4 separate regions of the Homo sapiens genome follow, and all the other regions are linked to region 2. Evidence: chromatin contacts called from ENCODE Hi-C or POLR2A ChIA-PET data. All regions are on one chromosome and are shown on one strand. The core of a region is the stretch at or near the end of the contact, and the rest is flanking DNA. Distances in the headings are between cores, read along the strand shown.

Evidence for each region. Hi-C counts contacts between places; a loop is a spot of excess contacts on that map. ChIA-PET counts read pairs that join two places held with the same protein, here RNA polymerase II (POLR2A). Pooled maps may share reads with other maps.
Region 1: a map of naive thymus-derived CD4-positive, alpha-beta T cell shows a loop between it and region 2 (6-fold over the local background). The contact joins two enhancer-like sites. A Hi-C loop is called at or near these places in 2 of 168 maps with a recorded cell type or tissue (endothelial cell of umbilical vein and naive thymus-derived CD4-positive, alpha-beta T cell) and 8 of 50 pooled maps. POLR2A ChIA-PET finds 5 or more read pairs at or near these places in 4 of 52 experiments (HEK293, MCF 10A, RWPE1 and 1 more).
Region 3: a map of endothelial cell of umbilical vein shows a loop between it and region 2 (10-fold over the local background). The contact joins two enhancer-like sites. A Hi-C loop is called at or near these places in 2 of 168 maps with a recorded cell type or tissue (endothelial cell of umbilical vein and naive thymus-derived CD4-positive, alpha-beta T cell), 18 of 37 single-sample maps with no recorded cell type and 18 of 50 pooled maps. POLR2A ChIA-PET finds 5 or more read pairs at or near these places in 9 of 52 experiments (CD8-positive, alpha-beta memory T cell, HepG2, MCF 10A and 6 more).
Region 4: a map of chondrocyte shows a loop between it and region 2 (2.0-fold over the local background). The contact joins two enhancer-like sites. A Hi-C loop is called at or near these places in 5 of 168 maps with a recorded cell type or tissue (ascending aorta, chondrocyte, heart left ventricle and 1 more) and 10 of 50 pooled maps. POLR2A ChIA-PET finds 5 or more read pairs at or near these places in 2 of 52 experiments (activated naive CD8-positive, alpha-beta T cell and naive thymus-derived CD4-positive, alpha-beta T cell).

Annotation. Positions count from the first base shown.
Region 1 is chr10:3,451,380-3,454,459 of GRCh38, forward strand. The region is part of intron 3 of LINC02669 (long intergenic non-protein coding RNA 2669); the gene reads right to left. All of the region lies in intron 1 of LOC105376360 (a long non-coding RNA gene), which reads left to right. It overlaps LOC124902538 (a long non-coding RNA gene), which reads left to right. Exons shown (of 2, transcript XR_007062362.1): 1 at 1-1,310. Among named protein-coding and RNA genes, the nearest start is that of LINC02669, 50 kb to the right of the region's middle. RefSeq lists an enhancer at 883-1,520. Within about 2 kb of position 1,757, at least 4 of the 41 ENCODE cell types and tissues checked have a DNase peak (open chromatin) inside an H3K27ac peak, as active enhancers do.
Region 2 is chr10:3,801,781-3,804,966 of GRCh38, forward strand. No RefSeq gene overlaps it. Among named protein-coding and RNA genes, the nearest start is that of KLF6, 18 kb to the left of the region's middle. RefSeq lists enhancers at 1,641-1,952, 2,049-2,360 and a cis regulatory region at 1,720-1,887. Within about 2 kb of position 1,796, at least 10 of the 41 ENCODE cell types and tissues checked have a DNase peak (open chromatin) inside an H3K27ac peak, as active enhancers do.
Region 3 is chr10:4,130,164-4,133,097 of GRCh38, forward strand. No RefSeq gene overlaps it. Among named protein-coding and RNA genes, the nearest start is that of LINC00702, 110 kb to the right of the region's middle. Within about 2 kb of position 1,553, at least 8 of the 41 ENCODE cell types and tissues checked have a DNase peak (open chromatin) inside an H3K27ac peak, as active enhancers do.
Region 4 is chr10:4,065,491-4,068,638 of GRCh38, forward strand. The region is part of intron 4 of LOC107984195 (a long non-coding RNA gene); the gene reads left to right. Among named protein-coding and RNA genes, the nearest start is that of MIR6078, 76 kb to the left of the region's middle. Within about 2 kb of position 1,666, at least 6 of the 41 ENCODE cell types and tissues checked have a DNase peak (open chromatin) inside an H3K27ac peak, as active enhancers do.

The DNA of each region.
Region 1 (3,080 bases), core at 507-3,006, 350 kb before region 2:
GAGTCACATTGTAGAGAAAGAGCTTAATCTTACAAGGTTGAATGGAGGGCATGGTCACATACCCTAACTACCCATGATCGGCAGGAATGAAGAGTGGTGGGCAGGTTGCAGCAGGATCTCAGAACTTCTCTTCCTCCCTGCACCTCCCTGTAAAGCTCCACTGGGCCTGAAGAACCTGTCCATCTATCTTGATAAAGCCTTCAGCTTGAAGGCACCTGCAGTCTGGCCAAGGGTGCCACACAGCATTGTGTAGGACACCCTTTGAATACTTGTGGGTCATTGCTAAGCCGATTCCTCCTCCCTCCTCCTCTTTCCTCTAAATACCATGTTCTGGTTCTGCCTGTTTCTAGGTGGTCATTTCTAGGTCAGAACTATCCTATGCCCAAACAGAAGAGGGCTTGTCTGGGTTCTCAGCAAAGATGCCAGCACTTACAGAGCTTTACTAGGCAAAGCGTGATAGATGATAGATTCTGTGTTTCACCCACACTGCTTTGTTTTCACTGCTGTTTTGCAATGGGTTGTAAACATAACAGAGTCACTGCCAGTGCTAATGATCTGTGATTTTCTAGCAAGGAGGTCAATTGCACCGGGCACCTACCCACACTGCCTACTACCCTTAAAGCAGCAGATCCCATTTATTTTGGGAATGTGAACATCTTACAAACTCACACATTCCACATTGTTCTTCCCTGCCTCCCATGCCTTCATATAAATACAGCATCCCAAGGGAAAGAAAAACTGCCTTTTCATGAATCAGAGAGGATGCTTAACGTATTTGACTTAAAAAAAGTACTTTTAAAGACGTCAAATCCCAAAGTAAGCAGCTTTTACTTCAAAAATAAGCCCACTTCGATGGGAGATCAAAGGGATGGAACTTTCCAAGTTGCAGTTGAATTTAACATTCCAAGAGTCAGGAGGGCAGATTAAAATAGGATTTTGCTTGCAATAACATTTGCGGTCTGTTCAGCATTGTTGAGTGCTTAATCTAGCCAGGAAGTCTGATTTACAGGGAGCTACAGCAGGCCTTCAGCCCCCGGAATTCATCCCAAAAGCAACATGACTTTCGTTTTGAGGAAAGGCTTTGACACAGGGACTACTGCTTTCTCCCAGTAGGGGTTACCAGCCTATTTCAAATCAGGGCCTTTCTTTTCTATAGCAGCAATTGTAAGACAATGAAAACATCCTGTTTCAGAAAAGAATTTGCAAAGAAGTACAACAGGATATTCTCAAACCTGGTGCAAAGTGAATCATCTTATCAAACACAAACTACCTGAGCTATATATTGGTACTGTTTAATTGACAACTCTAAGGTAGGTCTTTGTTTTATTATTATTGTTACATTACTATCATTATTATTATTAATTTGCCATCTTCCTCTCCAAAAAGAACTGTGAATTCTTAAGAATACAGGAAAAGAAGGGACCTCAGGGCTATTATCCCCAAGGCCTTCTGTGGGGCAGGACGATTGAGGCTGGAAGGGGCTGATTTCATCCTCTTCTGAAAGCACTGCAAAAGTGAATTCTAGGGCTTCCTTCCAGAGAAGCCTTCAGAATGACTCAGGAGTCTTTTCATCTCTTCACCGAATTTCTCTTTCCTCACTGTAATTCAATTTAATTTTAGAAAATTAGAGTATAGAGTACTGGCTGCAAACACAAAAACATACAAATGCTACTTCAAAGAGCTTTTACTCTAGGAAGGAGGGCACGCATCTTCTAGTAAGCTCTGATGTTTTTCTCTGACCTCAGTGAAAATACAACGCTTTTTATTTCCAGTCATAGGTTTGGAATGTACTATCACACAGGGACATGCCGCTCAGCCTTTTCTAACCCCCATCGTAACATGCTAAAGAGAAACTGATGAAATCGTTTGCTCAAGGACATGTCTTTTAGCAGATGGGGCCAGAGTTAAACCTTGGTAATGGCTGATTCTAAAATCTAAGATATGATTTCTCATGTGCAAATTCTAAAATCAGGAAAAGTCTGAAAACAAAGTCATATTTGTAGAACTGACACCAAAATACATATGGCAGCAAAAAGTGAGCAGATTTATACAATATTGATGACAAGCTTTCTAAGTCCTTTATTCTGAATATGTATACAATTAGTACAGAAGTATTAACGTATTTTACAAATAGATGACTGCTCTAGCCCTGCTTAGGGTCCTGTGGAAAAATATGGTGAATATACCATATTTTGAAGATTGAAAAAGAAAAGAAGAACTCTGAAGCCTGTATCTCCTCAAGGGTTTTTCTTGGGGACAGTGGACCATGATGTAATTCCTCCCAAGGAAAGTGTAGAGAGCAATAACTCTTGCCGTAGAATACAATATTTTGTAAAACATGCATCAAAATATCAGAACTGAATGTAACCTTTAAGTGAATGTAATTTAACTTCCTCCTCAATTAAAAACCTTCTTTCTGCTGCTGACAGCTGTCCATTCAGCTAACCTGATGTTCTCTATTACTGGTGGCCTATTTATTGCTGCTCAGTCAGGGTTAATAGAAAATTCAGCTGGGCTTGGTGGCTCATGCCTGTAATATCAGCACTTTGGGAGGCCGAGGCGGGCAGGTCATGAGGTCAGGAGTTCAAGATCAGCCTGACCAACATAGTGAAACCCTGTCTTTATTAAAGATACAAAAATTAGCAGGGCGTGGTGGCGGGCACCCATAATCCCAGCTACTTGGGAGGCTGAGGCGGAAGAATCTCTTGAACCCGGGAGGCAGAGGTTGCAGTGAGCCGAGATCATGCCATTGCACTCCAGCCTGGGCTATAGGAGAGAAACTCCGTCTCTAAAAAAAAAAAAAAAAAAGAAAGAAAGAAAAAGAAAAAAAGAGAAAATTCTTCCTTCAGTTTAGCCACGTTGTCCTTCTCCATAACATCCCCAATGGATTCTGTTCTGTCTCATGACCAAGCGGCAGAAACAGGCCCAAGTGTGGTCCTTGCAACGACGGTGCCACTCACAGCACCAGGCCTTCCAGCGGTTGTTTTATTTTATTTTATTTTTACTTTTTTGAGACAGAGTCTCACTCTGTTGCCCAGGCTGGAGTGCAGTGGCACTATCTTGGCTCACTGCAACCTCCG
Region 2 (3,186 bases), core at 546-3,045:
TTATTCAATGTCATTCGGTGCCATCAAAACAGGACCTGCTTTTGAAGGCCAGCCTGGACTTGAGGCTGATCTTTGCCATTTGACCAGCCGCCCGAGGGCAGACATGTTCCCCAACTCTTAATTTCTTCTAGAGACGTGCCGACCTGGCAGGATTGGTTTAGGATTAAGGGAAATGATGCACGCTCAGCACATCATAGAAGCTCTAGTAAATGTAAATGCTCTTTTCTGTTGTTTTTTCACATCATGGTGACAAATGGCTCCTCTGGAAGGTCCTGCAGATGTGAAACTGGGTGGTGGTGTCACCTGCTGACAGCGGTGGGTTTTTCTTCCCTTGGGTGCCATGAGGGTGAAGAGCTGGGGCGAATACTTGGAGGACGGGCACTTGGTTTGGTTCTGTTTTCTACATGTCCATCTCTACTGGGTTATCCATCCACCGGGTCACATATTGTCCTTGAGTTGCCCACAAGTCCTGGGGATCTACCAAAATGTCCCTCTCAACAGCGGTGACTTCCTGGTCTTGGGTGGGGGACAGTGAGCTGGATTGTGTCCCCGAAGTTCCGCTCAACCCCTCCTTTTGACTCGGCACTTGTTCTTCCCACCTGGTCTCAAACATAGACTATCTTCACAGACTTCTCGGCTTGGTTCCCCCTCCCCTAGAAAACGTCTTGGTTGGGAGTGGAGACACATACTCACACAGACCCACAACAGACACAACACACACAAACACACAGAGACACACACAGACACATACACACCCTGACACACACAGAGGCACACATATACATGTTCACACACATACACAGACACACACAAACTTAGAGACACACAGACACATACACACACTAACACATACACAGAGAGGCACACATACACACGTTCATACACATACATAGGCACGACACACACAACAGACACAACACACACATCATACACAGACTTACACAGAGACACACAGACACATACACACACTGACACATACACACGGGCACACACATATATATTCACACACATACACAGACACAACACACACAAAAGACACAACACACACAAACTTACCCACACAGAGACACACAGACACATACACACACTAACACATACACACAGAGGCACACATACACATGTTCGCACATATACATAGACACACACAGACACACACATTCACACACAGAGACACACACAAACACTAATATATACAGACACACAGAGACACACACACACAGACACAAACACACACAGACACAGACACACAGGCACAAACACAAGCACACTCGTTCATACCCAAGAGGGTCTCGTGGCTACTGTGGCCACTAGTTCATGAGATGCTGGAGTTTGTCAGCTGGCTGAAGGCAAATTATACCCTGCATGAGTTATCAGGTTGATAATTGCCATTACTTTTAACGCAAAAACCTCAAATACTTTTGCGCCAACCTAAAAGCTTTAGATTTATTTTCAAATAAAGTATTGTTGTGATTAACAGATTAATAAAAACATGCCAGGTCTTAGTTTTAATGATTAACTTTGGGGACTGAGTAGACAGTAAACATTTGGCTAGAATTTCCTGTCCTCAGATACCGTGCGATTGAAAGAAAATCCGCTTGGTGATGTGCTATTTATAACACTATTTTAAAAGGTTATCTTGTTCAAATGCAGCATGTGCTTAGGAGTTAAATCCCAGAACTGCCTGACCAAGAAAAAAAAAAAAGGTGCTTTAAAGTAGCATGTTGTCATAGTAGTGTGAAAATGTGAAGGTGCGACTGGCCGTATGTGAAATGAACGCATTCCCACAGTGACTCCAGCCTCTGGTGAGAAATCCCGAGTCACTCTCATGAGTCGAGAAGCCCTCACCAGATGGCAGGGCAGAGAGTTGCTTCCTCAGTGCTTTCAGGTAAAATCTTACATGACAGAGCACAAGAAAACACGTTACTCTAAAAAGCAAATTGACGGAATCTGTCATTAAAAAAAAACTAAAATTATACAAGACTCTTCATGTCTCAAGGAAAATAATGGAGAAGAAATGTCAGGCGCTGTGGTTTTTCTGAATAGATTTGAGCACATATGCACCACAAGCCATTTTTTAGGAAAGTCAACTTTTCACACATTTACAGAAATAATTTGCTTCAGATCTGCAAAGAAGGCTTGAAGCCACATGTGTTTTCTAAACTGCCAATCCACGATAATGTCTGGAGTATCTTTTTTTTTTTTTTAAATACCTAAATTAGATCTATGCAGAGTGTGGAAACAGCAGATAACTAGCAATACAGAGTTAGTAGAGGAAAAAAAAGGAACTTTCTTGAAGCGTCTCCCCTCCCCCAGACAAAGTAAAATGACTGTATTGTGCTGTTATCGACAGAGTTGCACGCAGCAAATGCTCGAATCATTTCAGAGATAATGAGACATTATGTTTCTTAGTTCACTATTTAAAAATATAAAACCAACAATTACAGATGGAAACTATTCATTCTGAGATTTATGGAGGGAAAAGCAGAAAAACAAAAAAAAAGTCCATGTCTTTCTAATGGCTGCGTATACTGCAGATAATTGAGCCACAGAAAGGGAGTTGTGTTTACAGAGAGAAGCCAGCGGGCAAGGAAGATGTGCTGTGGGTTTGGGCCTGGTTCTGACACAGTCTCAGCCTCAGGGAGGCCTCTGTGGCTTCTGTGCGTAGAGGCCACAGCCATCACCTCCCTGGGTCTCTGATCTTTCGTGGTCTTGCAATAGTTTCCAGCAGTGGGAGACCCCGTTACAAAATAAACGGTACCTCAGGCAGAGACTGATCTCACTAGGGAAGCCCATGATTGCAAGAAATGTCACACGTCTAACTACGGAGACAGGAAAGCCTTGCTATTTGAATCATTGAAGTCTGGGTGGGTGTACTAGTGAATATCTCATCATAGAATTTAAATGATCTTTCTCTATGTATTTTCAGCACTGTTCAGCAGCACAGGCATTGTTCTGGAGTAGCCCGTGAACTGTAAACAGATTCTCAGTATGCAGCAGGCAAATCGCCTTGGGTGGATACCTGAAACTTTAAGTGTTTTAAGCACTTGTCCTGAGATACATTTTTTAGATTATCAATTTGCACTGTGTAGATGTCAAAGCTTAATAGACAAAGACAAACTTCAGCCCAGCCCTGGTCATAATGAACAAAATTTCTGAAGTTAATAAAATCCTTAAAAAGTACATTAT
Region 3 (2,934 bases), core at 303-2,802, 330 kb after region 2:
TATGACTTGTGCTGTCTAGATGGTGAGAGACGCTGAGAAGCGACCGCAGGAATCCCATCCTAGAGTGGTGGCCTCCTCTAGAGTGGTGAGACCTGTGACTGACTTATTCTAACCAATGCAGCGGCAGGGATGGCAGGTCCTTGTCTTGATAGAACAGCTGCTTCTGTGGCAGGGATGTGGTACAGCTGCCACAATATCATCATGTCTGTGATATGAGAGATCGAAATAGACACCCCTATATCGACAAACATGGACCCTAAGCTAAAGGGAACGGAGTTACCTATGTCTCAAAGGTTCAGAGCCTGGCTGGTGTGGCAAATTTCCAAATTTACACAGGTACAAAACAAACCACACTCGCTAAGCTCCCTCACAATGGTTGCTATCAGACCCCTCAAAGCTCTGATTTGCAACCCAGACCACTACCATTCTGATAGCTTTACAAACATTCTTTTCTGATAAACAATGGCAGACTTGAAGGCAGCTTCAGCAGCTTATAGAGGCTGTGCACAAACTGTTTTTGTTTCCTGCAGTTCATCTGTTGACATAAAGGGCTAATCCCACCTCATTTTAATGCTGAAACCCTGCCCCAAAGTGAACACGGGATGTATGTTACATACACATTCACCCATTGCACATGCGTTCCACTCTCCTCTTAAATATGTATAGCTTTTCCCCCAAACTTGCAGACCATGTGTGAGTCTATTGTGTAATAAGACCCCATGAGGCATAAAACCAACCCCTTCCTTCCTTCCTCAAAGAGAGAGCACCTTTGCCTCATTCTACGTAGTTCCTGCTGGAGTCTCCTGTGGTTGTGGTTGGGTCGTCTAAATTACTACAAAGAGCAAAAAAGCTCTGACATAAAAATGGTCTCTTATTTTCTTAATCTTTGTGTTTCTCAGGTGCACTGTTGTGAAGAGACCTCAGCATACGTGTCCAGAGCAGTTAGTAAACATTTAGTGAAAATCCATAAAGAATTTGTAAATGCTCTCTCTATAAATCCCTACCTGGACTCTTTCATTTTTTCCCCCAGTTTCCAGTAAGAGTACAAAGTTATGATTTTTACACGAAGATTTGTTTTCATCCCCTATTACTGTACCTTATGACATCCTGGCAAATAATAACAATAAGAAATGGGAACGATAACAGTAATTCTACTTTTGAAACACCTTTTGTCTGTAAACATATATACACTTTCTGTAAGTGTCAAGGGATATATTTAATCATGATACTAATCCCCGAGAACTTTGTGTTTTGTCTCAAAATTCAAATAGACACAGGGCCCTTTGTTTGGACTTAGTTGGTTGCACAACGCTTCCAAAGTTAGCGTGTACTGTGAAGTCAACTGGGATTTTCAAGACATTTTTATGTACACTAAATATGTCTTAACATGATCTTAATGAAAGATGTAATAATTGACTGGCAGATGGAAGAGGCAGCAAGAAAATTGTAGTTTAGTAAAATAAAGTTTCACATTACTATATCAATATTAGGTTTTACACTAAAAGGAAAGCTAAATTTAGGAGCTTTATTACATACTAGCATTGACATGAGTCATTTCCTCTCCATTAAAGCAACCAAAACCCCAACTTCCTATCTTAGGCTATAATCTGCACCAGCCAGCAGATTTCAGATCTCAATTCTGCATGTTTGAGTTCCTCAAAAAAAAAAAAAAAAAAAAAAAAAAATCTCAGTTTAAGTTTGTACTTTCAGTGGAATTTTAAATAATTCCAAGAATGAGAATAGCTAACATCAAGCATCAGATATTAGTCAGAACAGTTTCACTTTGAGCAATAAAATTAGATCTCAGTTGAAATTTGCAGATACTGGGAAAGGAAAAGTGAAGTACTTACATCTTCACAAAATAAAATGACTTGTATCAAATTGAGCACACCCACTAACACAGACACTCACAGACACACACAGCGAGACAACACAGAGATACAGATGACACACACACACTCACAGACATATACAGCGAGACAACACAGAGATAGAGGACACACAGACACACTCGCAGACACACATGGAGATAGAGACAGAGGCACAGACACAGACATACACCAACACAGACACAAGCAGAAACACAGACACAGACACACACACACACACAAGGAGATGCACAGAGACACAGACACACACACACACACCAACACAGACACAAGCAGATGCAGAGACACAGACACACACACATAGACACACACCAACACAGACACACAGAGACACAGGCACATATACACACACCAACATAGACACAAGCAGATACAGAGACACACACACACACGCACAGACACCAACACAGATACAAGGAGATACACAGAGACACAGGCACACACACACACAGACACACCAACACAGGCACAAGCAGATACACAGAGACACAGGCATACACAGAGACACACCAACACAGACACATGCAGATTGTGTGAGACAGACACACGTGCACACAAACTTCACCAACACGCACACACCCAATAATGATAAATGCTTCTCCACTTCTGTGTTTTGGTGACACTAATAATCTTGTACTTTCTTTGACACAGTAGCCCATTTTCTGTTCAAAAGCAACAGAAAAATATGTCATCTAGTTTACTGTTTTTAGAATTGTAGGATATTTTTGTTTCAGCCTCAATAAAATTACTTCTAAGTCCTTCTAAGTTTTGAGTGTCTTCTAATTTCTTCATTCCTCTAATGAAAGGTCCGGTCATGTGTAGATATCACCCCTGTGGGGACCCCCTCACATTGCACCTGACCTTGGCTGTGCTGCTGTCTGCCTGTGGATGGAGTGGATTGACAACGGTGGCATTCACATGATGAGAAAAATGCTCCTGGGGCCGCGCTCCTGGCGAATGGCTTTGGAAATCAACAAAACACAGTCCCACTTTTGTCTGTGACCAGTCTTCATGGCATATCAGTTAGAGTGGTGTGCTAAATTTT
Region 4 (3,148 bases), core at 416-2,915, 260 kb after region 2:
TTGACATCATACTTCCTATCAAGGTGAGATTAAATAGAACTTCATACCTACTCCCTCTCCGACCATCTCCTGTGGGCCCCAGCTCCTCTGCTGCCTGGTGAACAAATGCAAGAAAGAATGATATCCAGCCCCTCGGCATGTCTGGCAATGTCAGGAGTGAGAATGCAGGGTGGCAACCGTGGACAGGCTGGCCTCTGAGGAAGCACTAAGGTCCTGGGGTCCGTGCCCCGCACAGCACATGGAGCAGGCCCACAGGCTGCTGTCATGAGCACCACGGTAGAGTTGCCACACAGAGTCTTAGTGTAAAATACCATGAGTTTATTTGACAAAAGGTAGCCCCAAGAAAATGTTTCAAGCAGGATAACATAAGTGCAGAGTCTGTGTTTATGGATCTTTAACCCAAACTTTCCCACCTGAATGTGATTCCTGGATAAACCCGAGACGCGAGTGTGAGTTAGGCTGGTTTTAGTGAACTATAAATACGAACAGTTTTCATTTTTATTAAGCATGCAACATTGTATTATTTAATATCACCTTAATTTGAACTTTGGAAGCTTTGATGATTGCACCCTATATTCCTAGTCAGCATTAATAGAGTAATACTATTTTTTTCCCCTAATTTCTTTGGTGATGGGACCGCCTATATTTACATTGCTGGACTGAGTAAAGGAATGTGGCTAAGAATACTGGCCTACAACTAATGAGAGGTGATATTGTTTAATGATCTAGGAGTTTTGGATTGAGAAAAACCCAGATTCAAGCTCAAGACCTAGAATCCAGATCAAATTCTGCTACTTACTAACTACATGAACTTTAATAAACATTTTTCTTTAATGCCTCTGAAAATAAGACTTATCAGATGCAGTAGTTCATACCTGTAGCCCCAGCATTTTGGGAGGTCAAGGCTGGAGGATCAAAGCCAGGAGTTTGAGATCAGGAGTTTGAGGGCAACATAGTGAGACCCTGTCTCTTACAAAAAGACTAATAAAGAGACCCACCTCACTGGTGGTTTGTGTTTGAGACAATGGAAGGAGCAATGAACGCTGGATCAAGAGGAAAACACGACAACACGACGTTGACTGATGCACAACATTCATTGCCAGAGAGAACAGAACGTTTTGGGATTATGAGCAAAACAAGCACACTGCTTCTAAGATGACACACCAACAGTGGTTTATGCCATCTTTTCATCATTGTGACAAATGCCACTTCATTTAGCATTTTCTTGTGTTCACTATGAATACTACTCAATATTTTAGTAGACCAAGGACCCCAGATATTCATGCTCCCAGCCATGATGTCAGCTCCCTTCTTCTGGGCAGTTGTCCCCAGAGCACCCCACCTACCACCAGCGGCCCTGGGGCTCTCAGAGATGCTCACAGCAAGTGTCTGCCCGGTATCTGATAAACAAGTTAAGTGGGATCTGTCAGGGAGGTATCTGGAGAGAGGTGGAGTGGGGCAGGGGACATGCATATTTACTCCCTTCAAGCACCAATCCATGTAGCTCACAGAAAGCAAACTCAGAGTGCTTAAAGCAAAAAGGGGCCCCTGTCCTGTCTGATCCTGCCCTGCACAGTCTTTGAGTTTATAGCAGCAGCTCCAGGCAGATAGTGGGCTGAGCACAGTCCCTGGAGATGAGGCCCTTTTGAGAAATTACCTCTGTCCCCAAGAGTGACTCCTGTTTCTCAGTTGGTAGCTGATTCATCTGAGACCATCTCATTGCAGAATTGACTTAGTAGCAAAGTCCTGTCTGAGAACACAGGCTTCTGGGGGAGAGGCCTCCAAGCCAAGTGACTCCTCAAATAGGACATGAGTTGCATAGGTTCTCTGAGCTCCTGTTTTCTTGTCCATGAGCTGAAGACAGTAAAGGAAATGGCAGGGTTTCCACGAGGAGTGAAGGAGCCCAAGGAGGGGGTCACAGGTGTTGCTGTGTAGGAGTTTATTCCCTGCCTTGCCTAGGAATTTATTCCTGTAAATCCATTTCCTTACTCACTTTTAAAATTCACCATTTCTTCATATGCTTGTCACTGTTACTACATTTGGGTCACTCTTCTGTGGCCCTCGAGGACTTTGGGGACACTCGGGTTTCCTCTGATATTTCATGCCATGACTCACCTATGTGCATGTCAACGGCCCACCCAGCACCCTACCTTCAAAATTTATGAATTTCCTCCACGCCCACAACTTTAACCTTTGTTTCACTTCTAGAATCCACTCAAGGGACAGGCCCTGGCCCTCCCCTTTACCAGTAACTCCTGTCTTTCTCTATCTCAGAAGTTCCTTTTTCTTGGGACACATGCCTGAGCCCCTTCTCCCTGCCAGTGTCCTCACCCTGGCAGAGCACATTGCTCCTTTTCACTGTGCAGCCAGTCTTTAGGTCACCCGGCTCCTCCTCATTCATCAGCCCCCTCTTGTCTTGCTTCCCTCATTCTAGTTCTGGACATACGATTCTATTTAAAAATCCACTCCCACTATCCCTTTCAATATTCTCACTCAACGAATGTTTACTGAATGATAACACCCTTCCAAATAACCTCTTCCACTTCCTTCTCTCTCACCCTCATATCCACTTAGAGAGTTTCCTCTCTTTAGCTTAGTCACTCATGACCCACTCATATTTTATGACATCTAAAGCAATATCAGTAACAAAATGCACCATGGCATTATGCACCACAGAGAAAGCAAACATGCTGCCAATTAAAGTAGAAAAAAGCCATCAATCGTAAGATGCATTCTGCTTTCAAAGCTGTTAAAATATGAAAATATATGCATCCTATAATATACAAAGTAATGGCATTTTTTAGATCCCTGCAAAGATACTTCCTAATCTTCTTTTCTCTCTGATATTAAATTTCATGAAAGAGACTGAGCTGTGAAGCCCTGACTCTTACTTCCCAGAGAGTCTTTATTCTACTACCATTTGGATCCCTCTTCTAATAAAACTGCTCTCTTAAAAATCGTGAGTCACGTCACAATTGCCAGCCCTGAGGCAGTGTCTAAGGCTGTCCTTCCCAGGGCCACAGCCTGAGCTGACGCTGCTGGCTGTCTTTCCTTCCTACAATGCTGCCCTTCATTCTGAGGATACATCTTCTGCTTATTGTCACACGTTGGTTAATCCTTCTCAGTTTTCAGACTAACGACTGCTTAC